Linked DNA regions of Homo sapiens: region 2 is linked to region 1. Evidence: read pairs that join two places in POLR2A ChIA-PET (ENCODE). Cell type or tissue: A673. All regions are shown on one strand. Links, peaks and the distances in the headings refer to the core of each region. The heading gives the core; the rest is flanking DNA. Region 1 overlaps ADK (adenosine kinase). Region 2 overlaps ADK (adenosine kinase).

Region 1 (5,391 bases), core at 268-5,267:
GACTCCTAGGGTATTTCCCTATTTTGACTATTGTGAATAATGCAGCTGAACACGGGAGTACAAATATCTCTTCAACATACTGATTTCATTTCCGTTTATTTAATTATTTATTTATTTCTTTAGAGATAGAGTCTCACTCTGTCGCCCAGGCTGGAGTGCAGTGGCATGTTCTCAGCTCGCTGCAACCTCCACCTCCTGGGTTTGAGCGATTCTCCTGCCGCAGCTTCCCAAGTAGCTGGGATTACAGGCATGTGCTACCACGCCCAGCTAATTTTTATATTTTTAGTACAGATGGGGTTTCATCATGTTGGCCAGGCCAGTCTCCAACTCCTGTCCTCAAGTGATCCGCCCACTTCGGCCTTCCACAGTGCTGGGATTACGGGCATGAGCCACCATGCCCGGCCGATCTCCTTTAGATTTATATCCAAAAATGAGATTGTTGGATTATATAGTAGTTCTGTTTTTAAAGGAACTTTCGTATTGTTTTTCATAATCTCTGTGCCAATTTACATTCCCGCTAACAAGGGATCCCTTTTTTCCACATGATTTTGACTTTTTGATAACAGTCACAAATTTAAGGTAGTATCTCATTGTGAGGGAGAGGAAAGTGGGGGTGGGGGAGTAATTTTTTTTTTCTTTTTTTAAAGAGATAGGGTCTTCCTATGTTGCCTAGGCTGGCCTTGAACCCCTGGGCTCAACTGATCCTCCTATCTCAGTCTCCTAAGTAGCTGGCACTATAGGTACGCACCACCACCACTGAACCCAGCTTCACTGTGGTCTTTTGATTTGTATTTCTTTGATGATTAGGGACACTGCACATGTTTTCATATACCTGGGTCATTTGTATGTCTTCTATGGAAAATGTCTATTCAGGTCCTGGGCTCATTTTTTAATCGGGTTTTCTGCTATTGAGTTGTATGAGTTCCTTACATATTTTGGATAATTAACCTTTTATCATATATGGGGTTTACAAATATTTTCTCCCATTCTGTGAGTTGCCTTTTCTTTTGTTGTCTCCTTTGCTGTGCAGAAACTTTTTGGTTTGATATAGATACAATTTTGTTTAATTTTGCTTTTGCTGCCTGTGCTTTTAGTGTCATACATAAAAAGTCATTGCAAGACCAGTGTCACGGAGCTTTTCTAATATGTTTTCTTCTGAGTTTTAAGGTCTCAGGTTTTATGTTTAAATCTTTAATCTGTTTTGAGTTCATTTTTGTGTCTCATGTAAAATAACAATCTAATTTTATTTATCCATTCAGCAGTTGATGAACATTTCAGTCATTTCTACCTTTTGACTATTATAATTAATGCTGCCATAAACATTCATATACACATTTTTGTGTAAACACAGGTTTTCATTTTTCTTTGGTATATATCTAAAAGTGGAATTGCTGGGTCATATGGTAACTCTGTGTTTAGCCTTTTGAGGAACTGCCAATATTTCCACCAGTGGTGCATGAGGGTTCCAAGTTCTCCACATCCTTGTCAACACTTGGTATTATGTCTTCTTGATTATAGACATCCTAGTGGGTGTTAAGATAAAGCTCACATGGTTATGCCACTGTCTGATGGCTAAGATTAGCATCTTTTCAAGTGCTTATTAAAACTCCTTGCTTTGTGTATATGTGTTTTCATAAAGTGGAGGTAAGGTCCTGAGTTCATAAAAACTAAGGTGGTGTTCATAAAATACTAAGGTGGTGAAATTACAGTTAGCTTGTTACTTTTTGGAACTTAGCTGAGGAGACCTTCACATATACTAAGGACTCATCACTCTTGTTTATATTACAATAGATCTTATTCTTCCTAGAAGATGGGTAGTTCACTAAAGACAGCACCCATGTTTTCTTCATCTTTGTATTGGTCACATTGCTTCACAGGATACGTATAGTAGGCAGCCTCAATGAATGCTGGTTAAATAAGTAAGTTTAACATCTGATGTCATATTACCTTTATAATGCCTCCCTAAGATATACAATGGAAGAATACTATTCAACCCTCTTTGGAAAAATGATAAGCATATACAATTATGCGCTGAATTGGTAGGGCCATTTGAAAACTCCAAATTTTCCAATCCCAAGTTTAGTTCTCAGTGTGCCTTTGACTAGGCCAGAGATTTTTCATGTTTAGATGATCTAAGTTTTAAAACATTAACATCTATAATAAAACAATATCTTTATTTTTATTTATGAACATAATGGTAGATCATTTATTTTAAACAAATAATAAGATATCTCATTAGGGTATGATAAAGCCTAACTTAATTTATTAATTGTAAAATAAGCATTCAGTGGAATCTTTTGTTCTTTTCAAGTATAAAAGGCACAACTGGGAATAACCTTATTTCTATAATCCTACAGTATGGGCTATGAATATAGGCTCTGGTATTAGAGGACCTGAGTTCCAGCCCAAATCTGTCACTTATCAGCCAGGTGAATTTTAGCCAATTATTTAACCTCTCTAACCTTGAGTTCCTGCATTTTTCAAATGGATAACAGAATTTAACTCAGAAGGCTACTGAGAGAACTAAATATGTAATGTATTACTATGTGGTAAGCTATTATTATTCAAGGAAATATTGTAAATATGTCCAATATGGAATCAATTTTCAAATAAAAAATTATTTAAACAATACTAAGCCACTAGGATTAGTCTAAATGCCTTAGCTTAGAGAGGAACCAGGAAATAGGGATAGGAAAAATATATTATAGCTTTTGAATTATATATTATTTGTATGTACTATATACTTAAAATAATCAACTAAGTTTAATTATTAACTATTAAGAGAAATACCTTATTATAAGAAAACTATTTCTACATTATAAGTTGTAAGGAGAAATTATATAACCTAATAACAGGGGCTTCTAAAATGAAGCATATATGCCTACTAGAAATTATGTTAGTCTATATGTTAAAATTAAACCAAGTTGGTTTATAAGGAAAATCTGTGATTATTTCAAATTGAGACAATAATTTAAACATTAAAATAACATAAAATGATTTAACATTAGATATTTAATTATATGTGATATCCCTAGAATGTTTGCTTGATTTATCGTATATTATAAAATGTATATTCAGGAAAATATTTGCTGATTTAACTAATCATTTTCAATATAAAGGTGAACTTTCTTTTGGAAGCCAAGACAGATTATAATCCATTAATATATCTTTCAACAAAAAGGATGAAATCTTCCACTGGGTAGGCTGATAAACTCTTTTGTGTCAAAACTAAGCCTCTTTATCATGATAACCCAGAATAATGGTCGGCTGCTCTAGGCACTTTATCTACTTTACAGATGAAAAATCAGTTCTACTTTCATGGAATTAGATTAATGCCATAACAGGAAATACTTCTGGGGCTGAACTTGCTTCATGTCTTCAAAGCTGCCTGTAAATTTAAAGTACTTCCTGAACTCAAAAGATAAGACAGGGAAGGAAAAAGAAAAACAGTACAGTGACCCTTTTACTGAAGGAAAATATTGCTTCCTGAAAAAGATGTTGAAAGCTACTTGCTAAGGGCATTATGCTCTAGAAAGCCTAGGGCAAGTCTCTTTCAGTGGAACATAAGGGTTCTGGTCATATATCAGACAGTTGCTATAAATCTGTTCTTTCTATAATCCTTTTTGATAAACTTTAAGTCTTCCCAGTGAAAGCTAAAGTAATAACTTTCTCACCTTTTAGTACACACAGAATTGCTTACTCTTTTACATATGACATTTTATGAAGGATTACAGTTTTACACATTTGGAAAAACGCTGACTACAAACTCTAGAATTAAATTTTGGTTCAGAATGTAGATAAAGGCAGCCAATTCAGTTGACACCTTATCAGGTAGTCTAACGTAAAAAATAGGCCACATTATCTAGAACATATAAAAGAGTTTTTTGAATGGTGATGATACTGAAGATGATATATATAATAGATAATTAGGAGGAAAAGAATATTAACTGTCTGTATGCATTGAAACATGTCCATATAAAATCAGAGATGAAAATAAAACTAATGATTATACAACCTAAAAAGAGGGGGTAAAGGAGGAAATGAACCCACCATGAAAACAATAAAGAAAATTTAGAGAGAGAACACCATCAATGAATTTATACATATCGGGTTGCTTACAACATGCTCATCACTATAGAGTATACAAAATAATAATATTCAACAGATGCATACTGAGCACAATAAATACCAGGCACTATGCTGGTTGCCAGAGGTAATATGGTTATTAAGAGAGGCAAGGCCGGGGGCAGTGGCTCATGCCTGTAATCCCAGTACTTTGGGAGGCTGAGGCGGAGGGATCACGAGGTCAGGAGTTCGAGACCACTCTGGCTAACACGGTAAAACCCCATCTCTACTAAAGATAAAAAAAAAAAAAATTAGCCGGATGTGGTGACAGGCACCTGTAATCCCAGCTACTTGGGAGGCTGAGGCAGGAGAATTGCTTGAACTCGGGAGGTGGAGGTTGCAGTGAGCCGAGATGGCGTCATTGCACTCCAGCCTGGGTGACAGGGGAGACTGTCTCAAAAAAAAAAAAAGAGAGAGAGAGGCAAGGACCTTACCTTCTTATTAGCTGGCATTCTAGGAGGATTTAAACAAGTTAATTACAAATGGAGATAACTGCAACAAAGGAGACAAGCATGGTTATATAAGGTGGGGGTTGGGGGTTGGAGGGATATTATGACAACAGCTCATGGAGGAACAGGGAAAGCTACTTTAGATAGCTAACCAGAAAATGACTCTCTAAGAGGATGGCATTTGAGTTGAATGTTGAAGGTTATACATGAGTCAGCCCTTAGAAAACAGTGAAGAGCATTCCAGGAAGGAGGAGTAAGAGTGAAGGACTTTTGAAGGAAAAGGGCTTGGTTGTTAAAGGAATAATCAATGAGAAAGAACTAGAATAAGATGATATTAGACAGGTAGGAGGAAAGCCATGTAAGACATGTAGGGCTTTATACACCATGGCAGAAAGTTTGGAGTTTATTCTATGAGCAATCATTGGCAGCCATGAGAGGGATTTAAACATCAAAATGTTTTATGCTGGTTTGCATTTTTAAAAGGCCACTCCAGCTATTCTGTGGAGAATGGTTTGAAAGGGTTAAAAAGTAGAAGGAGATCAGTCAGGAGACTATAGCAGTAGGGCAGGAGAAAAATACTAATGGTCTGTAATAGAATGGTAATTGCTGATAAAAGAAGAGTAAATGGGTTCCAGATATAAAGATAGGGACTTATTGAAGGAAAAGAAAAAATCAAGGATGACTCCTAGGGTTTGGCTAGGGCACATGAGTCAAACCCTGCAGTGGTACCATATACAGAGATGTATTAAACATAAGAGAAACAGGATTGACACTGTATATTAAGAAGTCTATTTGCATATAATAATCTAAATAACCA
Region 2 (5,391 bases), core at 142-5,141, 140 kb after region 1:
CTGGAGTGCAGTGGCACGATTTGGGTTCACTGCAACTTCCGCCTCCCAGGCTCAAGCCAACCTCCTACCTCAGTGCCACAAGTAGCTGGGACCATAGGCATGCAGCACTATAACCAGCTCATTTTAAAATATTTTTGTTAAGAGACGAGGTTTTGCCAAGTTGCTCCGGCTGGTTTTGAACTCCTGGACTCAAGTGAGCCATCTGCCTTGGCCTCCCAAAGTGCTGAGATTATAGGCATGAGCCACTGTGCCCAGCCTGGAATATAAATTCTTTCCAGTACAAACTGGACTTCAAAAGTAAAGCACTCTGAGAAAACCATCAACAGTCCATTTGAAAGCAAAAACAGGCTGGGGGCAGTGGCTCATGCCTATAATCCTAGCACTTTGGGAGGCTGAGGTGGGCTGATTGCCTGAGCTCAGGAGTTTGAAACTAGCCCAGGGAACATGGTGAAACCCCATCTCTACTAAAATACAAAAAATTAGCCAGGCATGGTGGTCCCACCTGTAACTACTCAGGAGGCTGAGGTGGAAGAATCGCTTGAACCCGGGAGGTAGGGGTTGCAGCGAGCCAAGATCACGCCACTGCACCCCAGCCTGGTCGACAGAGCAAGACTCCATCTCAAAAAAAAAAAAAAAAAAAAAAAAAAAAAAAAAAAAACAAACAAACAAAAAAAAAACAGAAAAGAAAAGAAAGCAAAAATAAGCTTTAAAAAAAGGTAAAAATACAAAGCCCTGAATTCCAAAGTCATTCAGTTACTATAGGAGAAAAGTGTTGCAGGATAAGGGTACAGGACACACTCTGCTGATATTTAATTGCAGGTGAATCTCTTTTGTAACACTTCAAACATTTAAATTACATTATGAAGACAACTAACTTTTCTAAATTTGAGTATTTTTAGTATTTTCGAAATGCAAGAACTTTAAAATGCTAATAAAGGATACTCAACCCAATGCATAACTGGTTTCTAATTAGACATCTATTATTCTTTTAGAAGAAGATGAGGGTCAGAAAGCTTTCTTTGTAAAAGGCCAGGTAGTAAATAGTTTGGGCTCTATGGGTAATGAGAAAAAAACCAAGGACATTATCTAGGTACTTATAAAACAAAAAACTTTTACTGACAAATTTAGGAATATTAATAACAATAAAATTTTTTGTTTATCAGGTTTAGTAATGAGAAGAATGTAATTCTTTTAGGGGAAATAACATTTCATTTAATTGGTGTTTAAAGTTACTTTTTTTTTTTTTTTTTTTTTGAGACAGAGTCTCATTCTGTCACCCAGGCTGGAGTGCAGTGGTGCAATCTGGGCTCACCGCAACCTCCGCCTCCCGGGTTCAAGCGTTTCTCCTGTCTTAGCCTCCCGAGAAGCTGAGACTACAGGCGCACGCCACCACGCCCAGCTAATTTTTTGTATTTTTAGTAGAGATGGGGATTAACCATATTGGCCAGACTGGTCTTGAACTCCTGACCTCATGATCCACCTGCCTCGGCCTCCCAAAGTGCTGAGATTACAGGTGTGAGCCACTGTGCCTGGCCAAAGTTACTGTTATCAATCAAAATTGATCGCAAATATTCATCTGTTAACATTGATCTATAATAATTTCACATATTTCAACTTTGAATGTCTCTATATACAAATAGATACTCCCAAATACTGATATAAATCCAATAGCATATGATTTAAATTAAGCATATTTATCACTTAGAAAGCATTTATAGAATTCTATCAGAGCTTTTTCTTGATATTTCCCCTTTAGCATGTAGATTGCAGATTAATCACTTCTAATGTAACATAAGGTAGAAGCTCCGTGATTGCAGTGTTAGATGGATTTTGAAATAAAGAAGTTATCTCTGCTCTGGCATCAATATTGCTAAAACTATAGTTTGAGCCCACAAACATCTGCTACAAATGTGTGTGGAAATAGAAGTATCACTTCTTGTTTTAACTTTTGACAGAATGGGACATTGTATATAAAGCAGCTTGACATTACTTGTGATTCAAACTACATTAGCTGCTGTCAAATAACTTTACCATAGTATAAGTTTTACATATAAGCACTGGTATGCCTCAAAATTAAGAAACCATATAAAGGCTGCCACAGTGGCTCACACCTGTAATCCCAGCACTATGGGAAGCCAAAGTGAGTGGATAGCTTGACATTAGGAGTTTGAGACCAGGCTGGTCAACATGGTGAAATCCTGTCTCTACTAAAAATACAAAAAGCTTAGCTGGGCATGGTGGCATGAGGCTGTAGTCCCAGCTACTTGGGAGGCTGAGGTAGGAGAATTGCTTGAACCAGGGAGGTGGAAGTTGCAGTGAGCCAAGACAGCACCACCGCACTCCAGCCTGCGTGACAGAGTGAAACCCTGTTGAGAAAAGAGAAAAGAGACAAAGAAGAAAGAAAGAAAGGAAGGAAGGAAGGAAGGAAGGAAGGAAGGAAGGAAGGAAGGAAGGAAAGAAGGAAGGAAGGAAGGAAGGAAGGAAGGAAGGAAGGAAGGAAGGAAGGAAACAAGGAGAGAGAGAGAGAGAGAAAGAAAGAAACAAACAACAACAATATCAGTATCATTAAGAAATAATGTATTAGCCAGGGACATGATGGCTCACACCTATAATCCCAACACTTTGGGAGCTTGAGGCAGGAGGATCACATGAGTCCAGGAGTTCAAGACCAACCTGGAGAACATAGCAAGATCCTGTTTCTAAAAAAAAAAAAAAGAAGACGAAGAAGAAGAAAGAAAAGAAACAATATAAAGTCTTCAGTAAAAGCTAATTTTCAAAGCCATTTCATATGCAATAACAGTAGTTGAAGGAGCTTCTCCTTGTTTAGAAAAATTTGAATCTTGACCATAAGCTCAAACAACTGCAGTAATCAAACTGATGGGTGGTCAGGCAAGTCAAATATACAGCTTAAATTTCTGATAAAAACTTACAGAACTATCTCTTCATACAGCAAATGAAGTTCACTGTTGATAATACTGGTTCAATAATAAATGATATTCAAATAATAAATCATAGATTCAAATGTTGTCTACAAAATAGCTGCTAATAAATAATACAATGAATAGCCATAGGCTTTACAACCTTATAGTTTCACAAACTTTGTAGATTTCTCCAATTAACCCTTTTTTCTGATCCATATATATGTATAATGTATATTTAAAATATATATGGAGCAAAAAGGTTAAGTGGAGAAATCTACAAAGTTTATGATATAAATATGTATTTTAATATATTTTATATATATATATATATTTCTTTTTTTTTTTTTGAGACAGAGTCTTGCTGTGTCACCCAGGCTGGAGTGCAATGGCATCATCTCAGCTCACTGTATCCTCCACCTCCCAGGTTCGAGCAGTTCTCCTGCCTCAGCCTCCTAAAGTAGCTGGAATTACAGGCATATGCCACCACACGCTGCTAATTTTTTTTTTTTTTTTTAAGTAGAGATGGGGTTTCACCATGTTGGCCAGGCTGGTCTCGAACTCCTGACCTCAAGTGATCTGCCCACCTCAGCCTCCCAAAGTGCTGGGATTACAGGCTTGAGCCACTGTGCCCGGCCTCCACATATATTTTTACTACTATCAGTAGCAACACATCTTAACAGATTCTACTTCAGATTATGCTGAATTAGTGTTTTCTCAAATTTTTTGAAAATATTCACGTCTGCAGATGTTTCATCGACTTTTCATGAAAGCTAATTTTTCAGTCACTTCAAACTCAGCATTGGCTCTTTGAATAACTGATCAGTGTCAGTAACATCTGTTGGTTCATCAGAGCCAAGTAAAACCACTATCTTCTTTAACTGACTACCGATGTTACACCCAATGTCCTCAATTCACTTTTTTGTTTTTATTTTAGAGATGGGGTCTTGCTATGCTCCCCAGGCTGAACTCAAACTCCTGGGATCAAACGGATCCTCCCATCTCAGCCTCCCAAGAAGCTAAGACTACAAGTGCACACCACCATGCCTGGCTAATGTCCTCAATTCTGGTTTGTTTTTGTTTTTGTTTTTTTGGGGGGTTTTTTTGGTAGAGATAGGGTCTTGCCATTTGTCCAGGCTGAATTTAAACTCCAGGGCTCAAGTGGATTCTCCCACCTTCACCTCTCAAAGTGCTGAGATTACAGGCATGAGCCACCACACCTGGCCTAAAATCCTCAATACTCTTTTTATTTTTATTTTTGAAAAGATAGGGTCTCACTATGTTGCGCAGGCTGGTCTTGAACGCCTGGGCTCATGTGATCCTCTTGCTTCAGACTCCCAAAATGCTGGGGTTACAGGTGTGAGCCACTGCAACGAGCCTAATGTCCTCAATTCTTAAAGCAACTATGGTCACCAAATGGCTAATGATATTTTTAAAAATGTAATTTTTTTCTGAAAATATTCTTTAGCTGCTACAATGAAAATTTACTAACTTACCATTAGTAAATAGCTCTCCTTGCTTTGCTAACAAATGGGTCATTCAAAATCTTATATTAAGTCCAGCCTCCTTTTCAGTGTGAGAGTGAGTGAGAGAAAAAGTGAGTGCATGAAAAATTCTGCTGTTGTAACATATTACATTTCAAATTTTTGAATTTTTATGAGAATTATGTTCCTATGAATTTGGAACACTGTAAGTGCTTAGCCTGGTAATGGCAATATATATTCTATTTCTTTAGAAGGGCATAATAAACCTAATGCTTTACCATCTAATTGGATAAAATAATCCCCAGTCCACTGTGCTTTAAAACCATGAGATTTTCTCCTTTTCTTGTTTTGACATATAGGTATGCCCTAGTAATAAAAAAAAAATACAGTGTTATAGCACAGCAATACATATGGCACTTGAAACACTGTTGAATTATAACTGCATTACTGAGATGTGTAGTATGCCAAGCAGCAGTGTGAAGCAATGAAAATGCCAACTCCAATCTGTGTTGCAACGACTCAATTCTGCCATAGTGGTGGGAAGGCAGCCATAGACAATACATAAAGGAATATGCATCAGTGTCTTCTAATAAACTTTAATTATGAACACTAAAATTTAAATTTCATATAACATTCATGTGTCATAAAATATGCTTTCTTCTCCCAAACATTAAAACATATAAAAACCTTTCTTAACTTCTAGGCCATAAAGAACAAGAGGTGGGACAAATTTAGCCCACAGCTCATAGTTTGCCAACCCCTACTTTAAATAACTCACTTATTCACTTGGGCTCAGTTCGCCCTATGGTAACATATGAATAAATTAATGAGTATTATACCTATCTACTACAGAGAGCTACAATACAGCTCACCAAAGATAATGTGAACAGGTTCTGAAACTGGAAAACAAATATTTAGTGTTAAATTTGTTCTTAAATTGTTTTTTAAAAACCAAGTCTGTTTCACACTCAATATACTATGCTAGGCAA

The links. ChIA-PET counts read pairs that join two places held together with the same protein. Peaks named below come from ENCODE experiments on the same cell type or tissue, not always from the same donor. Only the 100,000 strongest peaks of a DNase experiment are listed, where the experiment ranks them.
Region 2: POLR2A ChIA-PET joins it to region 1 with 7 read pairs; 4 of 35 experiments call an interaction of 5 or more read pairs at or near these places.

The regions. Positions count from the first base shown.
Region 1 is chr10:74,437,377-74,442,767 of GRCh38, reverse strand. All of the region lies in intron 6 of ADK (adenosine kinase), which reads right to left. Among named protein-coding and RNA genes, the nearest start is that of ADK-AS1, 89 kb to the left of the region's middle. In A673, for the core only: no CTCF peak of the experiment used is centred there; a DNase peak (open chromatin) is centred at 3,337; H3K27ac peaks cover 1,150 bases.
Region 2 is chr10:74,297,377-74,302,767 of GRCh38, reverse strand. All of the region lies in intron 3 of ADK (adenosine kinase), which reads right to left. Among named protein-coding and RNA genes, the nearest start is that of ADK, 150 kb to the right of the region's middle. In A673, for the core only: no CTCF peak of the experiment used is centred there; DNase peaks (open chromatin) are centred at 2,337 and 2,617; H3K27ac peaks cover 4,160 bases.